Linked DNA regions of Homo sapiens: region 2 is linked to region 1. A link is a loop called in an ENCODE intact Hi-C map of the cell type or tissue named here. Cell type or tissue: prostate gland. All regions are shown on one strand.

Region 1 (8,000 bases):
GCTTATCAACCCCAAGTACGCCTTGGTGTCAGGCTGCCGCCACCCGCCTGGGGAGATGATGCGCTGGGCTGCCCGGCAACAGCGGGAGGCGGGCGGCAACCCGGAGGGGCAGGAGGAGGGCGCCAGCGGTGGCGAGTCGGCCTGGCGCCTGGAGAGCTTCCTGAAAGACCTGGTTACGGTGGAGCAGGTGCTGCCCCCCGTGGAGCCCATCCCCTTGGGAGAGCTGAGCCAGAAGGATGGCAGGATGGTCTCTCACATGCACAGAGACCTGAAGCCCAAATCCCGAGAGGCACCCAGCCGAAACGGCATGGGAGAAGCGGCCCGGGGGGAGGCCGCCCCCGCCAGGCGCTTCAGCAGCAGGCTCTTCAGTCGCCGAGCCAAGAGGCCTGCGGCGCCCAATGGCATGGCCAGCTCTGTCTCCACCGAGACCTCTGAAGTGGAGTTTCTGACGGGGAAGAGGCCCAACGAGAATTCCAGTGCTGACATCTCAGGTGAGCCCTCTTCCCTCTGGCCTGGTGCCTCCCCAGGCCTCTGGCCCTCGCCCCGCATCGGCTCTTATCCAGGAGCACTGCCTCATACCTGCAGAGGAGTAGATTCCATCTGTGGGCACAGAGAGGGCAGGAGCTCTGGGGTTCCGGGGTCCTTGGTTCCCATTCTGGCCCCGGCCATTAGCTGCCTGGAGGCCTTGGGCAAGTCCTGCAGCTCTGAGTTTCATTTTCCTCTTCTCTGAAAAAAGAGAAGGATTCCAGGCTTGGCATGGAGGGGTCTCAGAGCTTCTAATGCTACTGCTAGAAGGCATTCAGATCAGCCCTCATGGTAACCCAACAAATCAAATAAGCTGAGAAACTTTCTCCTTTGTAAGTGAAGAAACGGGGGCTCTGCACAGTGGGGTGCATGGCTGCAGCTCGACCCTGGCTCTGAGTTGAGGGCTCTTTCTAGCAAACCTTTTCCCTTGCCAGATCACCTATTGTCAGGATCTCACCTGGTTAGACACACCCCACCCTCCCCTGTACCCTACTGGTGCCCTGACCCAGTTTCCTGTCTCTGTGACGGGCAGTCCGACTTGGTTTCTCCACGTCCCTCTGCTGAGTGCTGTCTGCCCAGCTGCTTGTCCCTGGGTGGGATTGTTCCATGGCAGCGTCTTTCTGGGCATCTCTCTGGGATCCCCAGGAGGCCCTGGACTTTATGTCTCTCTCTGCAGCAGTCTCTGGGGTGGCCTTTCAGGTGGCTGGTGGCGGTGCCTTTCTCATCTCTGCATCCCTGAGTCAGGGGACTTTCCATGGTGGGGTTTCTCCCTCCATCGCTGTGGAGCCCAGTGATGAGAACTGGGCTCTGGCTGGCCAGGTGGGCGATGGCAGGGCCTGAGGTCTTGTGTGCCCGGCCCAAGGGCTTCCAGGACTCCTGCATTCCTGCACACCAGCTTTAACCGGATTGTGATGGTGTGAGAGCAGGGAGCACAAGTGTCATCCCCTCTGCTAATTCCCCAGCACTGCTTTGGAGTCTGACACATTCTGTGCTCAGGAAATGTTGGCTAACTTTGCTTCTTGGAGTTGGAACAGGCCTGGGCGCCTCTGTGGCTGTGGGCACAGTGGGAGTGTCAGGGCGTTCCTTCTGTTTGGCCTGGAGACGTTGACTGAGCTGCTGGCTTGCCAGGTCCTGCACAGGCACTCTCTCTCCCCTTCTGCCCCCACAACCACCCTTCAAGCACAGAGGTGGCAGATGGCTCGGAGAGGTGAATGAAGTGGTCCCAGGTCACAGGAAGTGGTAGTAAGGCCAGGATTCAAGACCAGGCATGGGCACAGCCATGTTCTGTCAGGGGAGGGGTGGCTGGCCCCATCCCCATTCCTCCTGGGCTCCCTGGCTCCCCTAACACCAGCTGCTGCTGCTGCTGCTGCTCCTGCTCTGTACCTCTGGTTTGGAGGAAGGGTTGCCATGGTGAACACCTGGCAAGGGAGCGAGGGGAAGAGGGGAAGGAGGTGGAAGAGGGGAAGGAGGGGGCGAGCCGACAGCAGCAAGGACTATTTCCCGAGTCCTGACTGAAGTGGAGTGGAAGCTTTCTCTTCCTTCAGCCCCTCGCCCTGAGATGCAGTTTCCATGGAAACTCAAAGCCCATTGTCTTGTCCCTTCCCGCTGCCTTCTGCGTGTCCCTCCACATCCATGTCCCTGCTCCCACATCTCGGGTGGTCACGGCGGCCCTGCCCCTGCTGCCGCTCTCTGGTGTCTGCACATGGTGCCCAGGAGCCAGCCTTGCAGACACAGACGGTACCCTTGGGAAGCTCCTCTCCAGGGCACCTGATGCTGGGATAGAGAGAGAGAGGGAATAGTGAGGGCGAGGGCACGGACAGCCAGGAAGGTCCGGGGATGCCCGGAACCATCATCCCGTTCCTTGTCCGTCCTTTAGACGAACACAGAGCAGCCTCCTCCGGTAAGGCTTCTGCCCACCTGGGTGGGCGCCCAGTACCTGCAGTCCTGAAATTCACGCACCTTTCCTCTCCCTCCCAAGGCCTGAGGGAGAAGCAGCAGCTCCTCTCCTGTCTTTTGCTGGTTTTGTTTGTTTTTAAGACAATGTCTCGCTGGAGTGCAGTGGTGCGACCACAGCTCATTGCAACCTCAACCTCCTCGGTTCAAGCGATTCTCCCACCTCAGCCTCCTGAGTAGCTGGGCTCACAGGTGTGTGCCACCATGCCTGGCTAATTTTTTAAATTGTTTGTATAGACAGGGTCTCATCATGTTGCCCAGGCTGGTCTCCTGGCCTCAAGTGATCCTCCTACCTCTGGGCCTCCCAAAGCGCTGGGATTATAGGCACAAGCCACCGCGCCTGGCCAGGAGCTCCTCTCCTAAGAGGCCCTTTTTCACGGCCTCCAGCTTCCCACACCATGGCCAAGTGGGGCTGCTTCAGTGTCTCCCCTCAGGCAGCAGCAGCTAAGCAGCCAGGACTGCATGTGTGAGAAGGTGGGCCCCTGACAGCATGGGGCACCCACCGTGGGAATCAGTGAGAACCTGAGCTCCTGCCTTTGGGCCCCCATGCAGGGAAAGTGTCCCCTTCCCCTGGTAAATGTTCAGAACCTCCCAGAGCAGCTGCCACCTGGCTCTCAATTCGGGACACATTGCTCCCTGTACCCAGGACACATCCGTCCCCTCCCTGGGGCTGTGTTCTCATCTAGAAGGTGGGGGAGTGCACCATTGAGGGTTTCCGAGGTCCCCTGGAGTTCAGATTCTGCCTCTGTTCTTTCTGTCTCTGCTGCCCTCTTGTCAAGGGAGAACCTGAGTTGATGACAGTTTCTGTCATAAGAGAAAAAATAGAAAAAGCTCAGAGCTGACAGCCTGTAAAATTGCTTGATAAGGAGTATATAGTTGTCAAACAGCATGCAAATTTTTGCAAACCCAGGTGTGGCCCTTGGGAGAACCTTAGGGAAGTTGCTTCCTCCTTTCCGGCTGGGGATCCAGCTGGGGGCCAGGGGTGCCCAGCGGTTTCAAGGCTCACGGCGCACTCTAGTGGCAGAAGCTAGGCGCCTCTTCTACGTCTTCCCTCCGCCCTCGCCTCCTGCTGGGAGTGTTCATCCCTTATTCTGGAGCTTCTGTGCCCTCCGCACAGGCTCCCTGGGTCAGGGACCCCCAAACTCACAGAGCAGCCTCAGTGGAGAGCCTTGGTAAACATGCAACGAGGCCAGGCGCGGTGGCTCATGCCTGTAATCCCAGTGCTTTGGGAGGCTGAGCTGGGAAGATCCCTTGAGCCCAGGAGTTCCAGACTAGCCTGGGCAACATAGCAAGTCCCCATCTCTTAAAAAAAAATTTAATTAGCTGGGGGTAGTGCCGTGTGCCTGTAGTCCCAGCTACTTGGGAGGTGGAGGCAGGAGGATCACTTGAGCCTGGGAAGTCGAGGCTGCAGTCAGCTGTGATTGTGCCACTGCACTCCAGTCTGGACGACAGAGAGACCCTGTCTCAAAAAAATAAAAGCAAAAGTAAATACAAATTTTAAAATGCAACAAATACGCTTGGAGAGGCCGAGGCAGGTGGATCACCTGAGGTCAGGAGTTCGAGACCAGCCTGGCCAACATGGTGAAACCCTGTCTCTACTGAAAATACAAAAATTAGCTGGGCATGGTGGGAGGTGCCTATAATCCCAGCTACTTGGGAGGCTGAAGCAGGAGAATCACTTGAACCCAGGAGGCAGAGGCTGCAGTGAGCTGAGATCACACCAGCCTGGGTGACAGAGCGAGACTCCATCTCAAAATAATAATAATAGAATTTTTAAAGATAAAAATAAAATCCAACAAATAGAGTCTGTACCACTGGGCAGGGCTTAGGAATCTGCATTTTAAATTAGGGCCCTCATTTTCCAGTGTAGCTCCCCAGTGCAGAGGGTCCTCAGACCAGCCGACTCCGTGGCGACTGAGGAAACACAGATGAGGCCCTGCCCTTTGAGTGCTGCCAGCCTAGGGGAGGAGATCCCTGTGCTGTGCCTGAGACCCCACCCAGTTCCCCCAGGGAGATGACTGGGAAATGGCCAACACTTTTGAAGTGGCGAGAGACATGGTGCCATACTCCATCACATGGAACTGGCGTCCTCCTCGCTGCCATCCTGCCTGATGACAGCATCTCACAATGAGACCCCCAAGGTTCAGAGAGGCCAGGCCCTGTGTCCGTGGCTGCCCAGGGAGAAAGGGCAGTGTGATCTCCTGCCTCCCCAGCCTTCTGCAGATATCATGGCCATCTCCAGAAGGCTAGGATCGGCACCGTTTCCCTGCACCTTTAAAGACTGTTTGGGCCCGGCGTGGTGGCTCATGCCTGTAATCCCAGCACTTTTGGAGGCCTAGGTGGGCAGATCATGAGGTCAGGAGATCGAGATCATCCTGGCTAACACGGTGAAATCCTGTCTCTACTAAAAATACAAAAAATTAGCCAGGCATGGTGGCACTTGCCTGTAGTCCCAGCTACTCGGGAGGCTGAAACAGGAGAATCTCTTGAACCCGGGAGGTGGAGGTTGCAGTGAGTGGAGATCACACCACTGCACTCCAGCCTGGGTGACACAGTAGGAATCTGTCTCAAAAAACAAAACAAAACAAAACAAAAAACTGTTCGGAAGAACCAGAGCCCCAAATAGAGGACCAGCCCTTTCCCACGGTGTTGTGGGGGCCGAGAGGAAGATGACAGCAGCAACTTGCTTCCCAGAGTGCCTCGGGGTCCTTTCCTGCCCCAGAGTCCCTGGGCCTGTGCTTTGCTTCCCAGTTTCTCTGAGGTGACCTGCAGTGACAGTCCCTTTCCAGAACTCTCCTGGGGTCCCTGGATTTATGTGTGGTTGGCCCCCTGGCTGGCAGTGTGGTCTGGCTCTGTAGAGCTGTGGCTGCTGGGCCGCTGGATTGGGGGACTTGTTCTCCTGTGTCATCCCTTGGGGCCGCAGGTCTCAGATCTCTCTCTTGCTCTTGCTGCGTCTGGGGCATCTGCTGCTGTTATTACTGTTGTTACTAGGATTGTGCTAAACCCCTAAGTAGCTCGCCGTTGCTGTCTCATGCATTTTATTCAATAAATATGTGTCTACGAAGTGTCTGCTCTGTGCCAGGCCCTGCTCTAAGTTCCTGGCACAGCTGTGAACAGAATGAACATGGTCCTTGCTTTTATGGAGCATGTTACCCTGGGGAGAGACGAGGATTAGGGGAGGATGACCCTTCTATAAAGGGTGCCAGGGAAGGCCTCTCTAACCAAGGAGCCTCGGAGCAAGACTTCAATGGAAGGAGAGGGCCCTGTGGACATCTGAGGGAAGATTCTTCCAGATACAGGGAATGCGAAGCCCTGGAGCCTGTGCATGCGGTTTGCACATCATTGTCCTTGTCATGGCTTCCATGTGGGTGACCTCTGCCTCCCTCTCTCCCGCACCACCTCACCTGCCAGCAAACCAGACTGACTGCAGGTCCCGAGTGCCCCAGGCTGCCACCCTCACCCCATGCTTATGTCACATGGCTCCGCTCCGCTGAGCGGCCCCTCCTCCCACCCTGCACCCGTTTTCAGCTCCACCTTGGCGTCACCTCTGAAGCTCCCAGGCCACGCATACTTTGTAAAAAAGACTATTCTGGTCATTTATACACCTTCCCTGTTCACCTGAGCAGGGCTGACTCCCCACACGTGGTCAGCTCCCAATATGTGAGCACTCAGGGAATGACAAGGGACACAGAGTTTGTCCTCAAGCCAAGCCAGTTTCTCTGTCCTGTCCGGGGCTAGGAAATGAATTCTGAGTCTAGGTGCTGTCTCCAGGCTTTCACCCTGCCTTACAAAAAAGTGGGGAGCATGGTGCTGGTGAAGATGGGCCCTGCCCCTGCCTTGCCAGGCTTCTCCCGGAGGCAGCCAGCCGGGTGGTGTGCAGGCTTGGGAAGCAGCTACCCCCACCACCACCCACCACCATCCCACCCCCAGCTACACCGCCTCCCCTGTTTAACGATCTGGAGGTTGATTTGCTTACCTGCCTCCAAAATGCTGCTGCCTCTGGGGAGGAACTGACATCTGCTTAGTGGGCCACGCAAATCAAACCAGCTGATGGGGGGAAATGGGGACGAATGTGTCCATTGCAGCAGTGAGTGACTCTAAGATGGCCGCATTTCATCCCACTAGCAGAGCCGCCCCAGACGTGCTCGGCACCACTGCGGAAAGTGACCCCCAGCGCCTTGGCCATGGAGCCCTTGGGGCGCAGCCTCCTGCCCAAAGGTGGGGGAACACCCTTAATGAGGGTGCAGCTGGATTTGTGGTCAGTCCTGAAGAGCTCGTTCAGTCTGCCTGGATGGATGAGGCCCGAGGCCGTGGGTCACAGTGCAGTGGGCAGGAGCAGCAGCCTGTGTGGCAGGGCAGGGCTCCAAGTTGGGCTCTGTTCAGTGGGTCCTGCTCATGGCCCAGGAGAGGAGGCAGACATGGCCTTAATTAAATTCACAGCTGAAGTGATACTGGAAGGTTGTGTGAGCACCAGAGAGGCAGCCCTTGCTGTGTGGAGGGGAACTGGCAGGAAATAACACGAGCGCCTTCCACCTGGGGAAAGGCAGCCAGCGCTCCGAGGACATGGGCTCCCCGCTCCAGCGCCTGACACCTCGCAGGCCTGCAGGTGTCAGGCCTGCCTCGCTACTCCCCTGCACTCCCTCCGGAGGTCCGAGAGCAGGAATCCAGCCAAAGGAACCGCAGGCCTCATCTCAGGACTGTAAAGAGAGTGGGAAGGAATGGTAGAGGCCTGGGGAAGAAGAGAAATCAGCTTCTCTGGCCGGGGGCGGGGGACAGCTTTCTCTCCCCCTTCCCTCCCTACAGGCAGCGCGTTCCTCTCTGTCCTCCCTTCAAAGGCGCGTCCTAAGCAGTGTGATCCACCCCACGGTGGCAGCTCTTGGCCAGCGCCAGCCTTTCCTGAGGCGCCAGCTTTCCTTCTTCCAGCCTAGGCGGCCTGTGGCGGAAGGAGCTGGAACTGGACCGGGAAGGCCAGGTTCTGGCACTGTCGCTGGCTGGCTCTGGGAGCTGTGGGCACCTCAGCGGTAGAATGCGGCAGCCCGGGAGGGGAACCAGAGAGAAGGACCGCAGTCTTACTTTGCAGGCGGTGGAGCTGCATGTACTAGCTGGTAGTGAGCGGCCTCTTGGCTAGACGTGTGTGTGTGTGTGTGTGTGTGTGTGTGTGTGTGTGTGTGTGTGTGTGTGTGAAAGCAAGTTTATTAGAAAAGTAAAGAAACAAAAGAATGGCTAGTCTGTAGACAGAGCAGCCAAGACTTTGGACTTGATGGTTGTTGTCATTGATTCTGCAGCCTGGATCCTTCCCCGACCCCTCTTTGGTCAGGAGATGGCTGTCACCTTGATGTCCCACCCAGTGGGGCTCCTGCCGAGGCTGCTGAGACAGGCAGAATCTTCCCTTCTACTTTCCCGGGTGCCCTATTGACTTGGTTTCCAGATCAGCAGCTTGGGAGGGAGACAGTGACCCCAGCCCCTCAACTGGAGATGTGGACAGCACACAGGGTAGGAACTGAAGCTGAATCCACCAAGCG
Region 2 (8,000 bases), 470 kb before region 1:
ATTTTTGTCAAGTGCTTAGACCAGGGCCTGGCACAGATAAAGGATCTGTGAGCATCTGAGAAATAAATCAGTGTGAATTCTGAGCATACTGGAATCTTTGTCCCTGTGCTATTAAGATCTTTAGGCCTGGAAGGGACCTCATTTCATGTCATAGGGCAGGAATTCTGCCCCAGTTTCCTTCAGCCCAGCTTGTTTATTTGTCCCCATGGACAGATGATCCCTTTCTATCCAGCCACTACAATTGCAAGAAAGTTCTGGGGGGCGGAGGTGAGCCTGGGCCCAGCAGCTGCTGCAGCAGCAAGGAAGAGCCTGGTTGGGCTTTGTCCCTGGAAGAGGGCAGGGGATTCCGGGTCTAGGGAGGTGGTAGGGAGCCTGGTTCATTTGTCAGGGGGGTGCATTAGGGGGCTCCAGGCTGGGGTCTACCTCGTCCACCCTCTGGTAGTGGCCTGGCAGCCCTACTCCCAGGACATGGTAGGACCAACAAATATGTGTGGCTGATGCAGCCTTCTGCAATTACCAGGCACAACATAAATAGCAGTAATGAATGGATGAAGCTCCTGCAGTCAGCCAGGGCCCTCAGGAGGGACCTCCCCAGTCTTGCTTCTTGCTAAGACATGGAGTGGTACTTTCAGCCCCAGTAGGTTTCAGGGTCATCCCTCAAATCCACATAACTCACTCCCTATCCTGGGTGGATCGTGGGATGGGCAGAATAGTGACAGAGATAGAGTGGACAACTACGTTTTTTTTGTTGTTTTTTTTTTTTTTGAGATGGAGTCTTGCTCTGTCACCAAGGCTGGAGTGCAGTGGCATGATCTCAGCTCACTGCAACCTCCGCCTCCTGGGTTCAAGCGATTCTCCTGCCTCAGCCTCCCGAGTAGCTGGCACTACAGGCGTTTGCCACCACACCCAGCTAATTTTTGTAGTTTTAGTAGAGACAGGGCTTCACCATGTTGGCCAGGCTGGTCTTGAACTCCTGACCTCAGATGATCCACCCACCTCAGCCTCCCAAAGTGCTGGGATTACAAGTGTGAGCCACCATGCCTGGCCTAGGGTTTTAGTTGAAACATAAAGCATGGGCCAGGCACGGTGGCTCACACCTGTAATCCCAACATTTCGGGAGGCTGAGGTGGGCAGATCGCTCGAGCCCAGGAGTTCGAGACCAGCCTGGGCAACATGGTGAAACCCCGTCTCTACAAAAAGTACAAAAAATTAGCTAGGTGTGGTGGTGTGTGCCTGTGTTCCCAGCTACTCAGAGGCTGAGGTGGGAGGATCACTGGAGCCTGGGAAGTTGAGGCTGCAATGAGCTGATATTGAGCCACTACACTCCAGCCTGGGCAACAGAGTGAGATCTTGTCTCAAAAAAAAAAAAAAAAAAAAAAAAGAAACATAAGGTTAGATATAAAACAGGACTTTCTGCTAGTATAGATGCTTGAAGGAGGCTGAGGTGGGAGTGTTAGTCCTGTCAAGACAAGGAAGGGACCCAGATCACGAAGGGTAGCAGATTTCTGCTCAAATCTGTAAAAGAGCTTTGAATGATCAGAAATACCCAGAGAGCAGAGGAGCTGCCCCAGGAGGTGGTGAGATCTACATCACCTCAGGTGTACAAGCAGGGACAGGGTGGCCACTTCGGAAGACTATAGCTGAAGGGACCCAGACCTGAGAATTCACCGTCTGGTGGCTTCTCGAGGTCCTGTCCAGTCTTCTGAACTTTGCTTTATGAAAATGTCCCTGGAGGAGAATGGGAAGAAGTTGGTGGTGGTTGGTATCTTCTCCCCATCATGCCGCCTGATTTCTTTCACCCTCCAGGCCTGCGGCTTTCTAGCTGTGCATTCAGCTGCTCGGGGCATGGAGTGCCTGCCATGCTACCTTGTTCCTGCCTCCATGCCTTCTCCCTCCTTGATGCCATTTCTCTACCCACCTTCTCTCTTCTTATCTCGATCCTGTACAAGCTTTCAAGGCTCAGTTCAAGTCTCTCGCCTTTGATGAGGCTTCCCTGAAGACTCCTGATCTGAAGCCCACTCTGATCTGATGTAAATCCGTCCCACCTGCAGGGCTGTCTGGCTTGCTGAATTCACACCTGTAAGACACCTCTCAGCCCGTGTGTGCTTAGACGACCTTGCCTTGGAGTCTGGAGACAAAGGCTTGTTTTGTCTCCTTAGACTAAAAGCTAGAAAGGGATGAATATTTGTTGGACACCTATTATGTGTTAGACACTGTGCTAAGCCCTTTAAAGATGGTTTGCATCCTGCAAAGTGTGAAACCTTATCGCCATTTCACAGATGAGGCACCTGAGACTCAGAGATGTTAACGGGCTTTGCTTCCCATCCTCAGTCAGGAAGCAGCAGAGCTGGGATCAAACCTGAGTGTACCTTTCTCTAAAGCTGTGACTATCTGCCAGCATCGGAGGGGTGGGGGGGCTCAGGGCAGCCCTCAGCAACCCCCTGGTGCCCCTCACCACACATTCTCCAAAGAGGTGGAGAGGGTTACGCTGGGCAGCCCAGTGTGACAACATCTGGGCAGGGGTTGGGAGCACTGGACTCGTACTGGGGGCTGCTGCTTCCCAGCGGAGTAACCTTGACCAGGCAGCTCATCTCTGGCCTCAGTTTCTTCATCGGTAAAATGGGGGCAAAAGGGTGGAACTCCAGGCAGTTTAAAGAAGTGCCTAGCACACAGCAGGTGTTCACTAAATGCTTCCTGAGTTGTGAGGCAGTGAGTAGACCATTTGGCCTGCATTGGGGAGAGTCTTGGTGCTTTTAATTTGTTTGGCTGGATGCAAATGAACAAATAAAAGGGGGTTATAACCTTGAACACTCCCTCTCCCCAATCCACAGCCCTTGGGTGAGAGAGGAAGGGAGACAGGCCTCAGGAGCGTGGGATTGGGGGAACTGGTGTGACAGGGTCCTGGAAAGTGGTGAGAATGAAGCCTTTGCAGCCGGATAGAGGCATCTGTTTCACCTGGGGGCCCTCTGAGAAGCCTTCCTGGAGGAGGTGGCCTTTCAGCCAAGCCTAGAGGGTGGGAAGAAGCAGGGTTGTGAATGAGAAGTGTGGAGGCAGCCTGGGCGGTTGAGCGACCTTTAGAGCTGGGTTCTAGCTCAGCTCTACCGTTTAAGAGCTGGGGTCTTAGGTGGGTGACCCCTCACCGGGGCAGTGGGGTGAACACCCCCGATCTGGATCTCAGAGAGGAGACAGGGTGGAACGTGGCAGAGCAGGCACCTGGGACCCGGGGGTGGTCAGTAATGCCCCCCACCCACCTCTTTTTACTCATGACGCAGCCCCCATGCTGAGGGGTCAGGACCCCACCCCAGGCAAGAACCTGGATTTTAAGGAGCTGGCCGCGGGCTGGGGGCTTCCTACCCTCTGGGAAGGGGTGGGAGCTCACCAGCCGCCGCCGTCAGTCTGTCTGTCGCCTCCACGCCTCCCCCCTCCAGCGTCCCGCGCCTGCAGCTTTCCCCGAAGACATTTGGTGTCAGTATAAGGACGGCTTTTCCTCGCACGCAGCGCGGCTCGGTCTCGCCGCCGCCGCACGTCCCCGCACCGCCAGGCGCTCGGGCTCCTCCGCAGCCCCCGCCGCGCGCAGACCCCGCGCTTCGAGCCCTGAGCCGGAGGCGCGAGCAGAGCCGAGGCAGGCGAGAGACCGGCCTCAGCCCCGCGCTCCCCGCCGCGCTGGTCTCTCCCGGGCACTTGCCCCGCTGCTCGGTCCCCGCAGCACCCGCGCCCCCGCCCCGGCCCGGAGCGCCGCGCTCCCGCCCGCCGCCCGCCCAGAGCCTCGCCGTCCCTCCAGCCCGCCGCCTCCTCCTCCTCCCGCCATGGCCCGGGCCCCCGGGCCCGCCGCCCCCCGCCCGCCGCCCCCCGCGCCCCGGGGGCTCAGCTGATCCTGAATTGGCGGGGGGTCGGCTGGCGGGGCTGGGGGTCCCTCTCGATCGCCGGCTTCGGGTGGGGACGCGTTGTCCCCGCGTCTCTAACCTGGACGACCCCCCGCGGCCGGGCCACGTCCATGCCAAGGTAGGTGGGGGCTGGGTGGGTGGGGGGAAGGAAGGGAGGGCTTCGCTTCGATGCCAGTTTCTTGGCGCGTTGGCTTCTCTCTTCACTGGGGCATTTATTTATTTATTTCTGGGGATCGATCCTCCCCACCCGCGCGTACCCGTCAGGTGAGCCCCCCATCCCGCGCCTTCGGGGCCATGCCTTGGGAGGAAGGACAGGAAACTTTGACCGGTCCTCTCTCCAAGGCCACGAAAGTTCTCTCGGTGCCAATACTGAAGCCAGCTGAGCCAGCGCTGCAGAAATTTATTCAACAAGTCAGGCTGCCGGCCGGGGCCCGGGTTGTCCGCGCGTCCGGCCGCCCCTCCGCGGCTGCGGCTCTGCGGGCAGCTGGGCCAGAGCTGGTGCCCGTGTCCGGCGGGCTGAGCTGGGAGCGCTGGCCTGGGAGCGCGGCAGCGGGGGCCACTGGATGGGGGAATCCCGGGCAGGGTTTAACTTTCCCGGAGGCGGGGGTGGCGGAGACCCCCCCTTTGGCTGGCACCCCAGCGGGGCGGAGGCCTCGCTGCATGAAGCCAGGCCAGGGTCGGAGCCGGGGCTGTAGGGGTGAAAGGGACCCTCGGCCGGCTGGAGGTGTTATGTAATGAGTGCTTATGATGATTGGGTGCTAATTGCCTACTGGGTGGTGTTGTGGGGGAGCTGTGGGGGACTACGGGGCTTGGCAGTGGTGGGGAGGCCTCTTTTGGGGGAAGTCATGGTGCCTGGGGGAGGGGGCTGTGGTGGGGCCCAGGCTGAGGCCTCAGTCAGCCCCTCTGCTAGTGTCTTTCTGCCTTGTCAGGGCCCTGGGGGCTCCTGACCTGAGGATGAGATTGGGGTCTGAGAAGACCTCTGAGCTATATTCTTGTCCTGAGGGTCTGTATCCTGGGTCCAGGTGTGTGTGTGTGTGTGTGTGTGTGTGTGTGTGAGAGAGACAGAGAGAGAGAATGAGCGAGCGCTGGAGTGGGCCTGCGTGTCTGGCGTGTGTGGTGTGCCGGGGTCTGATCACCATGCGAGGAGAGTCCTCGCTGGAGCACTCAGATTGGCCCAGGCAGTGGCCAGTTCGTCCTCTGTCTCTCACTGCCTGGAGGATTCGCCCCGCAGACGCTGGCACCACCTCGGGGCTAGGACGCTGTGTGAACAGGGGTGTGGATCTGTGGCCCAGCCCCAGGGGAAGGGTTTGGCCCATGGTGTGGGCCTACCTCCCTGCACCCCGTCCTCAGACCCTGCTGGCACCTGGTCACCTCTTGAATCTGTGGCTCCTCTTAGCCCTAAGGACTCGCTTCCGGAACTCTTGTCCACTCTTCAGGACAAACTTTCTGTTCAGGCTTCAGGATCCAGGGCTGGGCTGGGGACTGAGCTGGGGTCTAGAGACCTCCCTGTTACCTTCCCACCTCCGCCGTCAACGCAGAGACAGAGGGAGGGGACACCAGTGGGTGATAGGTCAGGACAGGACAGGGTGACACTGAGCAGAGACCAGGTCTGGGGCCTCAGCAGGGGGAGGAAGAGGAAAAGAAAGAATGTGCCTGGAGGCTGTTGAGCTGGCCTGGCACCAAACCCATGAATCTGCCCACAACCCCAGAGGGCCTGGTCACCACACCGTGCCCTCCACGCTCTCTTCCTAGCTGTGCAGAGCTGCTGTGCCTGCCCCACAATGGGAGGCTTGGGGAAGGGGCTGCTGGCCTGGCTGGAGGCCCCTTCCCCTTCCTTTGACCAAAGTTCTCTGCCCGCTTCTTCCGCATTCCTTCCTCCTCACCCTGCATGCCCCTCCCCTCCCCTTGCCCCCATTCCAAGACCTCCTGAGAAAGCTGGGGCTGAGAGGGCATCTTCCAGGCCCACCAGGGGGCGCCAGGCTGTCCGCAGGTCCCTGCGGCCTCCCCTTGACCTTGAGTGGTCAGGTAGGGGTGGAGGGTGCCGTGAGAACCCCATCCTCTCTCACCCTCTCTCTGCTCCAGACATCTTCCTGAGTCCATAGCCAAGCTGGGAGCAGTTTTGGGGACTGCAGCCTCTCTGTGGTTCTGGACCCAGTTCCCCGCCCTGAGCCCACAGGGGTCACCACCTCCAACTCCCCTCCCCCAGTCTCCTTCATCATGGCCCCCTTTGTGGCCCTCTCTGCCACCTTCACCCCACACCCCAAGTGTGGCTGCTCTGGGCCTCAGCCCCAAGGAAGGGGCTCTCAGGCCAGTCAGTTTCTGGGCACCACTCTGTCCCTCCCCCACGCTGGCAGGGCTCCCGCCACCCCGCAGTTCCTAGCGCTTTCCAAGGTAGCCAAACAGGCTCCTATGTGGCTCCTTGATCCGTGGCTGTCTCCACTTTGGCAGCTGCCTTCTTCTCTTGATTCCTCAGCCCCCCAGCTCCTGGTGTCAAAAACTGTCTGGAAAGAGGGGATGCTGGGCTGGGCATGGGGGTCTAGAGAGACCCCTCTGGGCTGCAGGGAGAGCAGGGCGCTCTCCCCTCCATCCCTTCTCCTCTGCAGCCAGCTCTTCCCCTGCTGCTGCTCCTCTTCCTCGCCTGTCCTCCTGTCCCCACTTCTCCTTTCCAACCCCTTCCCTACCTCCTGTTCTTTGCCGCAGAATGTTTTCTTCCCATATGTTCCTAGGACATGCCCCAGCCTTAATGCCCTCAGTCTACTCTTGTGCCCCTGGCATCCCAGGTCTGGCCTGGGGGCTCAAAGAGCCCAGGGTGCTGTGTGCCCTGCACACTGTGGGTGTATGGTCTGTGGATCTCTGGGAGTGTGAGTGTGCAGGTCTGTGGGTCTGTGGGTCCAGGCATCTGTGGATCTGTGGGTGTGTCTGTGAATCTGTGGATGGTGGATCCATGGGTCCGTGGATCTGTGGATCCTGATATCCAGGAAGATGTGGGTTGAGTCTGTCCCCCACCATGGCTGCCAGTCTACAGAGGGAAGAAAACAAATTGGATTTTCCGATTTCCTTTTCTCTCTTTCTCTCTAATATTTATTCTTCATGTACTGTGTTCTAAGGCCTGTTCTGGTCACTGGGGGACACAGCAGTGAACGGAAGGGAACAGACAAAACCTGCCCTTTTGGAGCTGCTGTGCCTGTGAGAGGATCTGGCCTCCCCTGCCAGGTGCTTTGTGGGGACATGGCCACGAGTCCTGGTTTCCACTCGTGCTCTCAGATTGGAGAACCCAGACCGTATTGATAGATGAGGGGTGCAGATCACAGAGGATTTAGCATGGCATATTTGGACACCTTTGCAAAACAGCTGGGTGCTTTTGGGGCTCCTTGAGCAGGAGAGGACGAGAAGGACGTGGTATCTTGAGGGTGGAGGTTCTGTGGAGGCTGTGGGCTCTTCAGGGCCAGGTTCAATGCAGACCTGGCCCTGCCTCCCAGAACTTTTCCCTTCATCTCTGAGGTCTGCCTCTGCCCACTGCCCCCTTCTCCTGGACTCTGGCCAGAGAGGTCTGGCTAATGGTGCATGTAGAGAGGAGCATTAGGGTCTTGCTGCCTGCCCTACCCTGTTGAGCAGCGGGGGCTGCATCCAGCCCTCTGTTGTTCTAGGGTCTTAGGCCCCTTTTGGGAGGGGCCTAAGCTCTGTCCCAGCTGGGGTAGAGGTGAGCAAGTCCACAACCATGGCAAGAGGATCAGGTGACCTAGCATCAACAGAAGCATCCGCTTCTTATAAAACTGGGATAATACCTTTCACCTGAAAGGATTTTTGTGCGGCTCAGACATGTTTCTGCAGCACCTAGCATGGGGCCTCGTACAATGAAGCTGTCTTTTCTTTCATGAAGTTGCTTTCCAAATGTTTTTCCCCATTTTCTATCTGGTTTTCAAGGCAGAAAAGGCATCGTCTTCTGCATTTTATACAAAAGGAAATGAAGCTTGGGGAGACCATGTGATGTGGGGAGGGCAGAGCTGGTCCTTGAGTCCTGGGACTCCTGATCCAGTGCTCTTCCTGCTGGCCACCCCTCCCTCCCATCAGGGGCCATGTTCACCCTGATTTGCTCGCTGAAGTAAGACCCAAGGC

What was found. A loop is a pair of places that touch in the nucleus more often than their neighbours do. Peaks named below come from ENCODE experiments on the same cell type or tissue, not always from the same donor. Only the 100,000 strongest peaks of a DNase experiment are listed, where the experiment ranks them.
Region 2: it touches region 1 in a loop (4-fold over the local background); 37 of 110 quality-filtered maps call a loop at or near these places.

The regions. Positions count from the first base shown.
Region 1 is chr22:40,021,473-40,029,472 of GRCh38, forward strand. FAM83F (family with sequence similarity 83 member F) reads left to right here. Exons shown (of 5, transcript NM_138435.4): 4 at 1-491. Among named protein-coding and RNA genes, the nearest start is that of TNRC6B-DT, 19 kb to the right of the region's middle. RefSeq lists enhancers at 1,208-1,708, 1,709-2,209, 3,628-3,697. In prostate gland, CTCF peaks have their summits at 3,523 (motif pointing left) and 7,055 (motif pointing right); DNase peaks (open chromatin) are centred at 1,599, 3,489, 7,110 and 7,419; H3K27ac peaks cover 3,996 bases.
Region 2 is chr22:39,554,063-39,562,062 of GRCh38, forward strand. LOC124905120 (a long non-coding RNA gene) reads right to left here and starts at 3,452. Exons shown (of 2, transcript XR_007068106.1): 1 at 3,380-3,452; 2 at 2,733-3,006. RefSeq lists an enhancer at 3,867-4,465. In prostate gland, CTCF peaks have their summits at 3,450 and 5,809 (motif pointing right); no DNase peak of the experiment used is centred here; H3K4me3 peaks cover 1,106 bases.